3 separate regions of the Homo sapiens genome follow, and regions 1 and 3 are each linked to region 2. Evidence: chromatin contacts called from ENCODE Hi-C or POLR2A ChIA-PET data. All regions are on one chromosome and are shown on one strand. The core of a region is the stretch at or near the end of the contact, and the rest is flanking DNA. Distances in the headings are between cores, read along the strand shown.

The links. Hi-C counts contacts between places; a loop is a spot of excess contacts on that map. ChIA-PET counts read pairs that join two places held with the same protein, here RNA polymerase II (POLR2A). Pooled maps may share reads with other maps.
Region 1: a pooled map shows a loop between it and region 2 (3-fold over the local background). The contact joins two enhancer-like sites. A Hi-C loop is called at or near these places in 2 of 168 maps with a recorded cell type or tissue (esophagus muscularis mucosa and gastrocnemius medialis), 3 of 37 single-sample maps with no recorded cell type and 4 of 50 pooled maps.
Region 3: a pooled map shows a loop between it and region 2 (2.2-fold over the local background). The contact joins two enhancer-like sites. A Hi-C loop is called at or near these places in 1 of 50 pooled maps. POLR2A ChIA-PET finds 5 or more read pairs at or near these places in 3 of 52 experiments (BJ, H1 and activated naive CD4-positive, alpha-beta T cell).

The regions. Positions count from the first base shown.
Region 1 is chr4:123,776,112-123,778,811 of GRCh38, forward strand. The region is part of intron 3 of LINC01091 (long intergenic non-protein coding RNA 1091); the gene reads left to right. Among named protein-coding and RNA genes, the nearest start is that of LINC01091, 130 kb to the left of the region's middle. RefSeq lists an enhancer at 143-202. Within about 2 kb of position 1,325, at least 3 of the 41 ENCODE cell types and tissues checked have a DNase peak (open chromatin) inside an H3K27ac peak, as active enhancers do; they include gastrocnemius medialis, where a contact is called at or near this core.
Region 2 is chr4:124,017,611-124,020,310 of GRCh38, forward strand. No RefSeq gene overlaps it. Among named protein-coding and RNA genes, the nearest start is that of LINC01091, 370 kb to the left of the region's middle. Within about 2 kb of position 1,286, at least 14 of the 41 ENCODE cell types and tissues checked have a DNase peak (open chromatin) inside an H3K27ac peak, as active enhancers do; they include gastrocnemius medialis, where a contact is called at or near this core.
Region 3 is chr4:123,810,584-123,813,283 of GRCh38, forward strand. All of the region lies in intron 3 of LINC01091 (long intergenic non-protein coding RNA 1091), which reads left to right. Among named protein-coding and RNA genes, the nearest start is that of LINC01091, 160 kb to the left of the region's middle. Within about 2 kb of position 1,253, at least 3 of the 41 ENCODE cell types and tissues checked have a DNase peak (open chromatin) inside an H3K27ac peak, as active enhancers do.

The DNA.
Region 1 (2,700 bases), core at 75-2,574, 240 kb before region 2:
GGGTAGGGACTTTGTTGCTTTCTTTACTATTCTATCCCAAGTACGTTGTACAGTGCAGGGATTGGGGAGATGCAAAGATAGAGCTGTTTAGTAAATGAATGAATGAATGAATAAGCAAGAATGACTCTTAGGTTTCTAGCTGGAGACTCTGGTAAATGCTGTGCCATTCACTACACACAAAATATAGGATGATTGTAGCCTTATGAGGGATGGAGATTTGAATATCTTAAGTTTGAAGAGTGTGTGCTTATGCGGGTGCAATTTCTGGCAGGCATTGCACAAAGGGAACTGAAACTTATGAGAAAGATCTAAACTGAAGACATTGCTCTAACACATACTGGTATGTAGGTGTAGCTAAAGCTTTGAGAGTAAGGAACAGCAGATGTGATGAGAGAGAGAGAGAGAGAGAGAGAGAGAGAGAGACAGAGAGTGCCTGGACAGGAACCTTGGGGATAATCAACATTTAAAAGACAGACAAAGAGGAGCCTTGAAGAAAACTTTGAAGGTGCTTCCTGAGAGGTAGAGGAAAAGTGATACTACCAAGACAGAAGACAGCAAGGGAGTCAAAAACTGCCAAAAAGTCTATTGAGATGTGAACAAAAAGTGTTCATTAGATTTGTCAACTCACATCTTGGCAAAACCAATTTTAATTATTTGAGCAAAAGCCAGATTTTCCTGAGTTGAGGAGAAAGGTAGGGAGAGGAAATGGTGAGTGTAGATGGCATTTTTCTGGACACTCCTCTGTGAAATTACAGGGACTGTGAATGTGGTACTATGAGGATATATATGTTGAAGGCAGAGTACTTGTTGAAGATTTTACAGCTAAATTACGCATCAACTACCCCTGCTAAAGGGAGATTATGAAGTGATGTTGAGTACTACTTCCAGCGTAAGACTTCGTGGTTTACAAAGAAGAGTTTGGGAATGATTCTGAGGAGAATCACACAGATGGTGATATGATCATAAAATAAGACCTTGGAGATATTAAGTAGGATGACTACCTTCAGCTATGAGGGATACAGCTTCTCAGAAGACAGTGACTATAATATGCTTGATCTCCCGAAAGGGGACAACATGGAAAAGGACCTCAGTTGTACCAGGAGGAATTTAATTTAGAAAGCAGGATTTCCTGACATTGTGATTGAATGTTTAAACAGGTTACAAAAATTGTTATGAAATCTCAGAGGTCTCAAAAATATAACATTAACAGTTTTGAAATAAGACCTTGAAGAACAAATGTTGATGATTTCGATTAATCCTTTTTGAGCCAGAATAGCTGGTCAATGGCTCTGGTAGCTAAGGGACTGGCAATGCAACTCCGTACAGCTGCACAGTCAGTCTCTTGCCAACTACATTGAGCTAATTTGACACAAAGTGGTTGTTTGTAAGCCCTAGAGAGCCTTTCCACATCTCAAACCCTGGAGCTGCTCAAAATACTTCCTGTGGGCTTCAAGTTTAGACCTAAATAAACTTGAAAAATCCATCTGGTGTGGGCTGATTCTAGAATTCTGGAATGTAAGATAATTTGGACAAAGACAGAAGCCAAGTGGAACTCTCAGAGCACTGTATGTCCTTGTAAAGGTTGGAGGCCTAAAATCCTATTTATTTTTCTCTTAAATTGAACTGAAGGGATGAATAGCTCATTGTGGATGGTTTATATACTGTTAGCCATCTTGCAGCATTGAGAACCTCTGCTTACTCTTACCTCCAATTGTATTTTTTTGGTGGAAAAAGAATATAAATCAACCATGCTATTTTCATTCAAACACCCATTTATTCTCTTAAAAATGTATCCTTGTGTTAGAAACATTTTGTTACTTTTTTAAATGAACGAGTTTATGAAATGTCTTTACAAGGTCATTTGTATCATATTTAAAGCTTTCATTGGTATTATAATTCTTGCATCTATAAAGATCTGGGTGAAAATGTAGATATTATTAAACTTAAATACCTGTAAAAACAGAAACAGAGAGAGGGAATTTTAGTTAATATAGGCTTTGGTTTCATGATGGTCCCTAAGTTTAAAATTGTGGTAAGTTTAGAAGGGTGTTGATTTTTCCTTTACCTAATATAAACTGTTATTTAATCAGTAATAAACAGGATAAGTAGCTATTTCCATGGCTAATTTTGTTTATATGTTTATCTTTGTATATGTTTTCTATTACATCTCCCATTTTAGATTGACTACGTGTTTAAATTCGTTACCTTAGGACTTGTTAGTGACAATACACCAGTCATAGGGTAGAGATATTGGTTGCTGCTGAATTTAATAATGAGTTATTATTCTAGGTTCATTAATTCATGGCATATTCACTCAACTCATTCATTCTATCACTTATTTATTTACATGGCCACTCTGTGCCACAAATCATGTTAAGGACTGTGGATAAGTAAAAAATGTCCCCTGTTGATATAGTTTGGATATTTGCCCCCACCCAAATCTCATGTTGAATTGTAATCCCCAATGCTGGAGTTGGGGCCTGGTGGGAGGTGTTTGGATCATGGGGGCAGATCCCTCATGGCTTGCTGCTGTCTTTGGAATAGGGAGTTCTTATAAGATCTGCTCATTTAAAAGTGTGTGGCACCCCCACCCCAATCTCTCTCTTGCTTGTTCCTGTTCTCGCTATGTGCCTGCTTCCCCTTTGTCTTCCGCCATAATTGTAAGCTTCCTGCGACCTCCCTAGAAGCTGAGCAGATGCT
Region 2 (2,700 bases), core at 36-2,535:
AACTCCACCCGTACCAGGCAAATACTACATGTGTGGGGCCCTGAAATGACTTGTTTGATTCTGCTATCTACAGAGCTAGAGAATTATTCATTAATATGTATTTGTTAGCTTTGGTTAGAAATGTAAAAATAAAACTGAAAATTTTATTAACAACTGTGATAAGGTATTTTAGAATTTCTGTTTGAAATAAAGACTATTTCCCTAGCTATACATGATCTTTATTCCAATAGAATTTCTAGAAACTTTGTGTTTTTTTTTCTGGATTGGGTTGAAAAATGAGTTTATTTAAATGTTATATTATGAATTCACAAGTTTTATAAGCATATCAATTATATATAATGACCTTAGATATCAGGCAGAAAAACAACTCTATCCCCAGAACTGTAACACGCTTTCCTTCTCAGTAATGGGATTACTTTTCTTATCATTTTGTGGCACTTTCACAGTAACAACAAAGTAACAACACAGTAACAACAAAGATCTCATTTGAGTACATTAATAAGCAAAATCATTGGTCTGAATCATTATAGTTAGTTCACCTTTGAGATTTCTTAGTTCCCTTCCCTTCCTTTCCCTTCCCTTCCCTTCCCTTCCCTTCCCTTCCCTTCCCTCCCCTCCCCTCCCCTCCCCTCCCCTTCCCTTCCCTTCCCTTCCCTTCCCTCCCCTCCCCTCCCCTCCCCTCCCCTCCCCTCCCCTTCCCTTCCCTCCCCTCCCCTCCCCTCCCCTTCCCTTCCCTTCCCTTCCCTTCCCTCCCTTCCCCTCCCCTCCCCTCCACTCCCCTCCCCTCTCCTCTCTTCCCCTCCCCTTTCCTTCCCTTCTCTTCCTTCTTTACTTCCCTTACGTCTTTCCTTCCCTCTTTCGTTTCTTACCTCTTCCCTTCCCTTTCCTTTTTTTCCCTTCCCTCTTTCCTTTCCATTTCCTTCCCTGTTTTCTTCCTTTTTTTTTCTGTTTTCTTCCTGTGCATTTTTTCCTTCTTCCTCCCTCCCTCCTTTCCTTTCTTCCTCCTTCCCTTCCTCTTTCCCTTTCTTCCTTTATTCTTTCCCTATTTCTTCTTTTCCTTTCTTTCTGTTTTTTTCTTAAAGAAAAAGGTCCCAAGCCAAGCCGGATCTGCCATGATGCAGGTTCTGGCATTGGCATCCCCACTGCCCTCATTGTATTGCTTAGGGAAAGGCTGACATTCTTCCAGATCTGGATATGCCTGGGGTTCCAGTTACTGGAGGCTGGAGCTCCTGGGCCAAAGGGCATTCTGGAGTTTGGAACCAAATCAGCAGTTCACGGAATGGCCTGAGCCTGGTGGTGACCTCACAGTTTCAGAGAGAAACTGGGAGGAACTGTGCTGTCAACAACAGGAAGTTGATGAAAAATGAAAGAAGCCCTTGGGGAGTGAAATGAAGAGCAGATGGCTTTAATTGTTAGCCTTGCTGTGACAACTGACAAGAGAAATTCTGCTCTCTTGACATTTAAAAGATACCAGAAATACCAGTGACCACATTCCATAGCTTCTTGAAGGTTTCCATGTCAAGGAGTTCAAACTCCTCTCTATTTTCATTATTGAACAGTCCATAAAAACTGCAGGTGATAAGATCCCTGATGGGTTAGCACTCTAAGAGTTTGATAAGGCACTGAGTGCACGCAGTATAAGGGAGTGGGAAGTCACGGTGAAGGGAGGCGCTTATGCAGGGAAGTTCTGAGTGATTTATAATCTAGGCTGCTGCAAGGAAAACAAGCTCAGGTGGAAATCAAGAGCTGTCTCTATAAGCTCAGTGGATTTTCTTTTATTCCTGTGACTATAGAAATCCAGTTTATTGTCATATTGTGGAATAGTCCTTTGTTAAAAAAAAAGATTTCTATGAAACCTTTAAAGAAATGAAGTAAAAGAGAAATGAATGTTAACACAGAGATATGCTGCCTTATTTGCACAGTCAACTCATTTGTAAGAATTAGAATCCTGAACTATAGAAGGTGGCAAATGCAGATCCTGTGTATGGAGCATCTTAAGGAACCAGAAAAAAACACATACACGCTTCATGCTGAGAGGTGGATACTCTGTTATTACATCAATATGTAATTATTCGGTTGAATGTTTCTGATGCATTCTAAGTATTAACCAAATCTTTTTCTTCTCTGGTGATATAAAACAGAAACATTTCCCCATGACTGAAATCTTAATTAGGGCTACTAAATTAAGACTTAAATGTGAAAGATGAGTTTTGTTCTTTAGCCAGATCCTATGGCATCTCTATGACAATTACCACTACGTTTTCTAGTTTTTCATTGTGACTCTCATATAGAAATCTCCTAGCTCCCTCACCCCTGGGTGAGATAATGCTGAATATGTTCTGCACTGGCTCCCCACAGAGCTCCCCGGCAGGACTGACTGAGCTCCAGTTACCCACACTGATAACTTGCTTGAAAATTAATCCTTCATTGGCTTCCCTCTCTCCCACTACTCAATTCCCTATTACTCCAGTTGTATTTATTCATCTCACCTTTTGCTTGAAATGAAATCTTTGAGTTGGCTTCTGGAAGAACCTAACATAAAACCCCTTTCCTGATGTACACACCCATTCCATGCAGTGCTTTTATACTGTGTTCCTGCATGGAGTTCTCATCACACCCTATTTTAAGCATTTGTTTATTTGCTCTCATTTTTCATTACACTATGTACTTTTTGAAGTTAAGAAATGTGATTTAACTCTC
Region 3 (2,700 bases), core at 3-2,502, 210 kb before region 2:
GGACCATCCTTCTCCTCCTCCAAATTATCAAGTGTCTATCTGGGTAGAAAACTGCCCCTTCCCAGAAACAGTGTGCATTTCCTGGAAAGTTGGTCATTTCAGCCCCAAATTTATGAGTAAACATTTCTGTCATTTTTTCTTCAAATTTGTTCTGATAATGTCTTTATAGATTCATTTCATTGTCTGCCCTACTCACATCCTTTTAAAGGAAAAATTATCACACCATAGTCTCTGGCAAAGCAACAAGATCCCATGACTTCTTCCCCAGTCATTGGATGAACACTGGACCCAAGAACAGCTACTCCCTTTGCCAATCAGTGACAAATTAAAATCTCCTTTTTGAGATTTTTTTTTTAAATTAACAGAGATAAAGAGTGTAGATAACATACATGTTGATGCTTCTCATTCATTCTTACACTGGAAAAATTTTCCTAAAATTTCCTCCACTTTAGCTATTTTGGACTTAACTGAATAGAGAACATCCCCCCCCACACCCCCCCCCACACACTATTATGTCTTCCTGATGTCTATTCAATAATTTAACAGATAGTTGTTTTCTGTTTTCAGTGTACATAGTGCTCAATTTATTGTCATAAACCCTAATCCTCTATAACGTAGCATAGGTGATTTCTAAACAACCTTTGAAAAATGTCTCTACACATTTTTTTCAATGTTGTAGCAAAAGGGCAGATTAAATACTTCCTATATCAATGATATTTACCATGTTATTAATATGTTGACTCCCTATTGTCTGTCTCAAATCAGACATGACTGTTAGCTTTGTATAATGACAATGAATGGTAAAGTTGGCTTTCTGCCAGGCAGAAGGGGTATATGCAACACACACACACACACACACACACACACACACACACACACACACGACACTCTGGTTTTTTTATATTTACATAATTCCAAGAAATTAAGTGAACATAGAAAGTTGCTAATGCTTTTTAAGGTCTTGTTTTATGTAAACAAGGAACCACAATAGGAGTGAGTCAATTTATGTCCTTTCTTAGTGTTCAAATAAACTGCAGCTGAAATGATTACACAGCAAATTTTACCAATTTTGCTCATGATTATAGTCTGCTGATTTCTCATTTATAGACAGCTAAAACTTATTCTTTGTATAGTTTGAAGGAGAGGTTTAGGATACCATTTTATATATATGTGGGCTCTTTATTTTTATTTTTGCCAAACAGAAGCAAACGTTAGAGTGTTCCACTGAGCAACAACTTAGAGTTGTTCCTGGTTTTGCTTGAGAATGCATTCGGCTCACTTTCACTTCAGCTTTTTAAACCTTTTTGTTCCTTTTGATTTATGAGTCTTTTCGTTCTACTTCAGAGATTCACTTAACAGGGACGTGCCAGACCCTCAAGTCCCCTCGGTTTATGGTGTGGATCTAGCCGACAGCCCTGTACCATGCCCTGCCCCATGGCAAGCTTGCAGTGTAAAACAGCACCAATTGCGTGAGACGACATACAAGACCACATAATAGAGGGGATTATAAGAGAACAAACATTTCTTTGCTTCATTTATAGTATCATTGTGGAAGGACGAAATGCTGTAAGTCTGCTTTGCCCGGGTGTGGACTTGTAATCCACCCAAAACTTTGATTGTTCCCTTCACTTTGCTTTGTAAAAGCTTCTGTGGCTTTTGTGGATTATTACTTCATAATGTTTGGACAAACATCAATTAACATACATCAAAACGTTTCCACTTATGTCCCTCTATGAATGGAGGAGACCCAAAAGACACATGGGTTTGGAAACACTCACATGGAGATGACAGGAGGCCAGGCTGTGCAGACAACACAGGTGTGCTGCTAGATATGTGTTGGGAATGGGGCATTTCTTAATGGAGCTTGGAGTAATTATCTAACCAGTCCTCTAAAGAGTGGCTTTATTGGAAACCTTAGCTATTATAAGGACTTTTTCTTTAAACCTAGGAAATGAGTGGTTGAAAATCAGATGAAGTTTGTGAACCTGGCTGTTGAAATTGGAAGCAGCAGAAATTATGTTAGTTTTCGTAGTCATTGGAGAACTTTTTAATCTTTAAAAAAATTTCTTGAGAGAAATTTGAATTCATAAATATTGAAAATATTTATGTCATAATGTCCAACAAAAATATTCCCAAAGCCATACTATATTATGGAGTTTTAAATATATGCCATCTTTTGGTGTTTGGCTTATTCTTGTAGGGATATTTTCTATCTATGAGGCCAATACTGTGAGTAGCTGGAACAAATTCATGGCCAAACCTTTACTGGTCTGTATTGTCAGTTATAAAACATTGACAACAGATTCTTGCCCAGTTGAGAGTACTACAGCTCCAAATATCTCTCATTATGTGTTTATCTGATAATAATGTCTGTATTTGTGTGGCAAATCCTCAGAACATATTAATGTTGTTATTGAAGACTGTGTCTAATTTGTAAAGGCACTATAAAATAACCCAAGAATGACTTCATTTTTTGGATTATTTTGTATATTATTATCATCAAGGCCTAGTTCCTGGAGAATTTCATTAATAAGTTTCAATAATCACATCAGGCTAATTTGCTGTATTTACAAGTCCACTTTATTAGAGTGGTATTAAAATATACTCATTTTCCTAGATTGCCATAAACCAAACTGAAGGGTTGCCTTTAGTATTAATTTCTTTTGCAAATAATTGTTTTAGCAAAAATTGCAATAATGT